2 separate regions of the Homo sapiens genome follow, and region 2 is linked to region 1. A link is a loop called in an ENCODE intact Hi-C map of the cell type or tissue named here. Cell type or tissue: CD14-positive monocyte. All regions are shown on one strand. Links, peaks and the distances in the headings refer to the core of each region. The heading gives the core; the rest is flanking DNA.

Region 1 (2,920 bases), core at 290-2,789:
TCCTAGATCAAGTCAACCCCTTCAGGTACCTAGGAATGTATTTTAACTCATACTTATCTTTATGAGTTTCTTGAGGCAACATGTGGCCCAAAATCAGGGATCTGTGGAAACGCCAGACTTTTCTAAAGCCACAGCCAGCAATGGATAACACCTGCCCTGAGAAACTTCCATGCCAGAATAGTTTCTGCCCTTCTTTATGGCATGGAACTCTGGGGATTTAATTGAGCAATTGTTCATGTGCTGGAAAAGATCCATCGAAGCTTCCTGTGGAAACTTCTGGCATTACTTGTAGTTATCTCTGTGGTCTGTCTGGAGATGCTGAGCGCTCCCGTCCAGGAAAAGAAGCAGTTCCCCTGTTTGTGACATCCCACTGCCTACATCTTGGTTTCCAGACCACATGAATCTTTCTTTATCAGCAACTTAGAACACCAGTACTCCTGACCCTCATCAGAGGAAACCGCTAACTTCAAAGAACCACCCAAAGCCCAGCTGAGAGAAGTGCTATTTATTTATTTATTTACTTATTTTTGAGATGGAGTTTTGCTCTTGTCGCCCAGGCTGGAGTGCAATGGCACAATCTCAGCTCACTGCAGCCTCCGCCTCCTGGGTTCAAGCGATTCTCCTGCCTCAGCCTTCCAAGTAGCTGTGATTACAGGCGCCTGCCACCACACCCAGCTAATTTTTATATTTTTAGTAGAGACGGGGTTTTGCCATGTTGGCCAGGTTGGTCTCAAACTCCTGACCTCAGGTGATCCGCCCACCTCGGCTTCCCAAAGTGCTAGGATTACAGACGTGAGCCACCGCGCCGCGCAAGAAGTGCTATTTAGAGAAGATCTCTTAGACAGTGTGCCCTCTACTTGTTCGTGTCCACACTCCCCATGCTGTCCCCCAACCAGAAGACAACATAACTGAGTGGTTAAAAGACACTGACAAAAATGGGGTTATTCTAAAAAAAAGCGTTGCCACATAATTTGTCTCCAGTAACATCAGTGTATTTTGCACCTGGAATGAGGAAGCTAGATAAAAAACAGTTAACCAAAACACAGGTAAACAGAAGTATAAGGAACAAATTTCCAAGTAACTGGTGACTTTGAGTGCATCACTATCCTTCAGTTAATAGGAAACTAGAATCTCATAAAGGTTATTGGAGGTGTCAAGATTATAGTTTAACAGGAAAACGAATAAGAAAAAGGGAAAGTGAAAATATTTATTTCTTGAATGTTTTGAATTCACATTATTAGGCCTTAACACATTTCTTTGAGGCAGTTTCATGTCCATGTACCTATCTGAGTAACAAAGATTCAACATTTGTTTTAGCATCTACTGCATGCTAGACACTTGCCCATCTTATTAGTGATTTATATAAAGATAGATGTGTATGTACGTACCCATAAACACATGCATAGTCATAGCATGGGGAAGTCAGCTTGATCGTCTCAGTAGCTCAGAGTCATGTTGCCCATTTACATAACAAACCTACAGGCTATTTCATTTTCAAGGGTGGAGTGCTATAATTTAGCAATGAATCTCAGATGCAGATGAGAACTTTCTAATGCTTCACATGGCAGCCTAGAAATCTGATTTAAAAGAATGATTTTTGTCCTCCCAATAAATGATCTTGTCCCTTCTGTGAACTACTGTTTTCATCAAAGTCAATTACAATATAATCATAAGAGGCATACAGATCTCCTTACATCACGAAAACATTTAAATAAAATAAAACAAAAAAACTCAACATAGAGCATGAAAATGGGCTTTATCCCATGCTACTTTGTTAGAAAAACTGTTAAGGTCAAGCAGTGTAGGCTAATAGCATTAAAAAACCAACATGTGAACGTGGACTTATTTGAACACTGACACTTTGTATTGATCTTATCTGAGTCTTTTCTTCATTGTTTTTCTGTTCTGTATTATCTGGCAGGTGGAACAGAACTTTATGACTCTTTGACACAAATCCCTTCTCTCCTTTCGCACATGCTAGACCTCACATAGAAAGCCTATACGTAGAGTGTTCTAAAATGCCACCCCTAATTCCCCACCTTAGTTTCATTAGGCAAAATGGAATGTTTTCTTTGACTTCATTGGGAAGAGTGAATACATATCCAAGTAAATGATGGCTTTATTTTGCAACTAAATCCAAAGCCCAGATGATTGAGGCTCTTTCTTCAAATGCTCTTCAAAGCTGCCATGATGGATACTAAAAGAGCCAACTCCCACTGGAGGTCATTATGAACCAGACAGCCTTGAGGTCACTTGTAAAACTCAAGACTCTCAATGTAAAGTCTGTAAAGTCTGACTAAGAGTATGTTTAGAAAACTGCTATTTTTACTAATCTAAATAAACAGTGTTCTAGCTGGTCGAACCCAACTTCAAGACAAATCCCCTGGTTTCTCTCCCACCAGATGCCACCTTGGCACCCCTTATTCTGTTGAAGTCTTAGGGTTATTCTCTGTAAGAAAGGAGCTTTATTTGAATATAATTCATGAAACATCTGTGTTTTTCCATTTTTTATTATGAGTCATTAATCTCCCTAGCTCTGCCATTTGTGAGTTCTGTTGTGGCCATGGGCGGGCCACATTAAGCCTCCGATTCTTCATCTGTCAACACAGGAGATTAGGGTTCGGTTTTTAGGATCCTTTCCAGCTAAAAATTCTGATCCTGGGGTCACAGTAATTGATAACAATGTATAAGTTAGAAATCACATTTTAGAAATACTTATGGTTAGTAAAAAGACAACAGCCTAATTTTAAAGATCAACCAAGGCTCTGAATAGACACCTTCCCAAAGAAGATATATAAATGACCAATAAGCCCATGAAAAGATAAAGGACATCATTATTCATCAGGAACATGCAAATAAAAAACACAGGGAGACACCACTTCATGCCGACTGGGAAAGCTTAAATAAAAAAGACAGATAA
Region 2 (2,920 bases), core at 279-2,778, 100 kb after region 1:
TTCTAAGTATTTTGAATATTCCAATTATGTGAATGTCTTAATTTTTCATGTCGCAATTCAAGCCATTGTCTCCTTATTTCTTGTGGTCATAAGGTTATAAATAAAGAACAAATTCCTGGAAAGTCATTTCATACCATCAAGCCACTAAAAATTAGTAACAAAAGGAAAAAAAGTAGACCACAAATATATGTTTTGTATTTATTTGTTAATATTAAGTGCATAAAACTAAACACTTTAAAGCAATCTTGCTAATATTGCTTTGGGGGGCTTTTCTGCAAAGGATGTACCTTCTGGAATTCTTTAAAATGAGTCCATCCAAATCTACGCTAAAGATGGCTTCTACTGTCAGCACAGTCACCCTCCACTGCCAGAAGCCCTCGACATGATACGAAACTGAAAAGGCTTCCTTCTCAAGCATCCTCCTCATTGAATATGTACAAGTTGAAATTCCTCGAACGGTAGTAGCCAAAAATTTCTCTTTCCTTGCTCACGGGCAGCTGGGAGGTCAGTCTGTCACAAGTCCCAGGCTGTTCATCTGGCATGTGCAGACAAAGTTCTAAATGCCCCCATCCAGGACTGGCTAGATTATTTGTGGGACCCAGTGCAAAATGAAAATGGCAAGCCCCTGTTCAAAAATTAAGAATTTCAAAATGATGACAAGAGAGCATTGAACCAAGCATGGGCTCTTCTGAGCATGGGGCTCTGGGCAAATGTAGTACATGACGCCGGCCTTGCGCTCCTCTGGATGGACAAACAGCTTTGAGACACTGGCCATGCTACCCTCCTAACCCACATCCAGAGCTCTAGGGCACTTCTTCAAGTGCAATTCTCTGCCTATCTTGAGCAATGTCCCTCTCTTGGCCCCACCCCACCGCTTCTCTCTTAAGTTCCCTTTCTTCCTACCTCCAAGCATTTTGACACATCTAGATATGACCTATTGGATCTCTGGATTCAAACGCAAGGCCTGTTCCAAAATCAGTTCTAATCCCACATACATATGGGTCTTTCAACATTTCCTTGTTATCTCCATGCTCTCCTCTTTGGGGTGTCCAAATGGATCTTAACTACCAAGTCCTCAAGTGTCACACAGGTTGTGACACAGTGGGCACATGGGAGGTGGGATGCCAGGGGTTAATCTGGCCTACTCAGAGGGCCAAGAAAGAGCCAAAAGGAAATGATGTTTCCAACCATTTCCTTCACTTCACCTCTGTATCATTAATTTTTTTTTTTTAATTCCACAATTTTCCACCTCCTGCCATTTCTCTTGGTCTTGTTCCTCTACCTTCTCTGTGAAGCCCTTGTCAAGGCCATCTTGGACCCACAACTAGAGTGGGAAGCCAAGGATGAAGGGGCAGCAAAAGGCCCTGGAGCAAATGTTCAAGCACAGAGCCATGCACACTAGGCCACGAACTTCCCGTCACACATGCTCTGGAGGAAGAGGAAATGCTTGACGCATCATCGCTCAGATTGCCTTGGTGGAAACTGCTTTCGATGGTTCACGTCTAGCAGTGTAACTCGATGACTCACAAAACAGCCTTTATTCATTGACGTGTTCTTCAGAGGACTCCATGAAATGACTCACACCTCTATTTACTAGGTTTTATTGGGAATGTGAGGTGAAATCTTTTCCCCTGGGAACAGGAAGTTTTCAGTGTTTCTTAGAAGAGGACGTGGGGACCTGATAGCAACACACATGTTGTTGATGGGCGGACTTTCTCTATCAGGGAGGCTCAGCTGGAGCAACAGAGCAGCATTTCTGGAGGAGGGCATATCAGTTTTGACACCTGTTTTCAGAATCATCCACAGAAGGTAAGGCTGGACGAAATGTTTCCTGTTGTGAATATTTAGAAGAGAGTCTGAGAATCAGAAAGTATTTTACGGAGCATTGATGAAAGGTTCAACAACTGTGTCTTGTGACGGCAGTCATTGATTTTTTTCCTATTGGGAATATGAGGGTATCCACAGTCAACGGGAAACGAGGGGAGGCCCAGTCAACCCCAGCACCCCAAGGATGATTGCTTGCTCACGGGAACTGAGCAGACTATGAACTCAATAGCCATAGACTTTGGACTCCCAGACAGGTGTGACAAGCAACAGCCGGGCAGATGAGGGACTTTACACCAGAGGCCAGCAGATACCACAAAGCAGATGCCTTCATGCCTGCAGGAGCCCAGGGGCCCTCTCTTCCTCAACGGCCACAGAACGAAACAGCCACACTCCCCATCCCCCAACATCAGATGCCATCTTAGGGAAAGAAGCCAGAGGGAGGCAAGGCCATCTGAGAGAGTGAGCGATTATACAAGAGAAGCAATTAGAATCATCAAGTGATTACACGAGTAAAAATCATCAAGTGATTTACACAAGTGATTATAAAAGAGAAATAATTGAGGCCGGGCATGGGGGCTCATGCCTGTGATCCCAGCACTTTGGGAGGCCGAGGTGGGCAGATCACCTGAGGTCAGGAGTTTGAGACCAGCCTGATCAACATGGTGAAACCTTGTGTCTACTAAAAATACAAAATTAGCCTGGTGCAGTGCTGCATGCCTGTAATCCCAGCTACTTGAAAGGCTGAGGCAGGAGAATCGCTTGAACCCAGGAGGCAGAGGTTGCGGTGAGCTGAGATTGCTCCATTGCACTCCAACCTGGGCAACAGGAGCAAAACTCCGTCTCAAAAAAAATAAATACATAAAAATAAAATAAAAGAGAAATAATTTAAATTTTGGAGTGGGGTAAGCTTTAACCTGGATGAGCCATTTCATGAAAATGTTCCCAGTAGCCAATGGATGGGGACAGAGAAAAATAAAAATGATCCAGTTATTTATAGACCAAATTAAATCATGGTGGGTTAATCTATATGTCAAATGGTACCTGCATGAATTGGCAACCCTGCTGCACAATTGGTTACGTAACACTTGTTACA

The links. Hi-C counts contacts between places; a loop is a spot of excess contacts. Peaks named below come from ENCODE experiments on the same cell type or tissue, not always from the same donor. Only the 100,000 strongest peaks of a DNase experiment are listed, where the experiment ranks them.
Region 2: it touches region 1 in a loop (7-fold over the local background); 3 of 110 quality-filtered maps call a loop at or near these places.

Annotation. Positions count from the first base shown.
Region 1 is chr13:28,470,179-28,473,098 of GRCh38, forward strand. The region is part of intron 1 of FLT1 (fms related receptor tyrosine kinase 1); the gene reads right to left. Among named protein-coding and RNA genes, the nearest start is that of FLT1, 23 kb to the right of the region's middle. In CD14-positive monocyte, for the core only: no CTCF peak of the experiment used is centred there; a DNase peak (open chromatin) is centred at 1,443; H3K4me3 peaks cover 720 bases; H3K27ac peaks cover 1,157 bases.
Region 2 is chr13:28,573,326-28,576,245 of GRCh38, forward strand. It overlaps LOC105370135 (a long non-coding RNA gene), which reads left to right and starts at 1,687. Exons shown (of 3, transcript XR_941799.3): 1 at 1,687-1,809. RefSeq lists an enhancer at 1,048-2,247. In CD14-positive monocyte, for the core only: no CTCF peak of the experiment used is centred there; DNase peaks (open chromatin) are centred at 856 and 1,486; H3K4me3 peaks cover 602 bases; H3K27ac peaks cover 2,062 bases.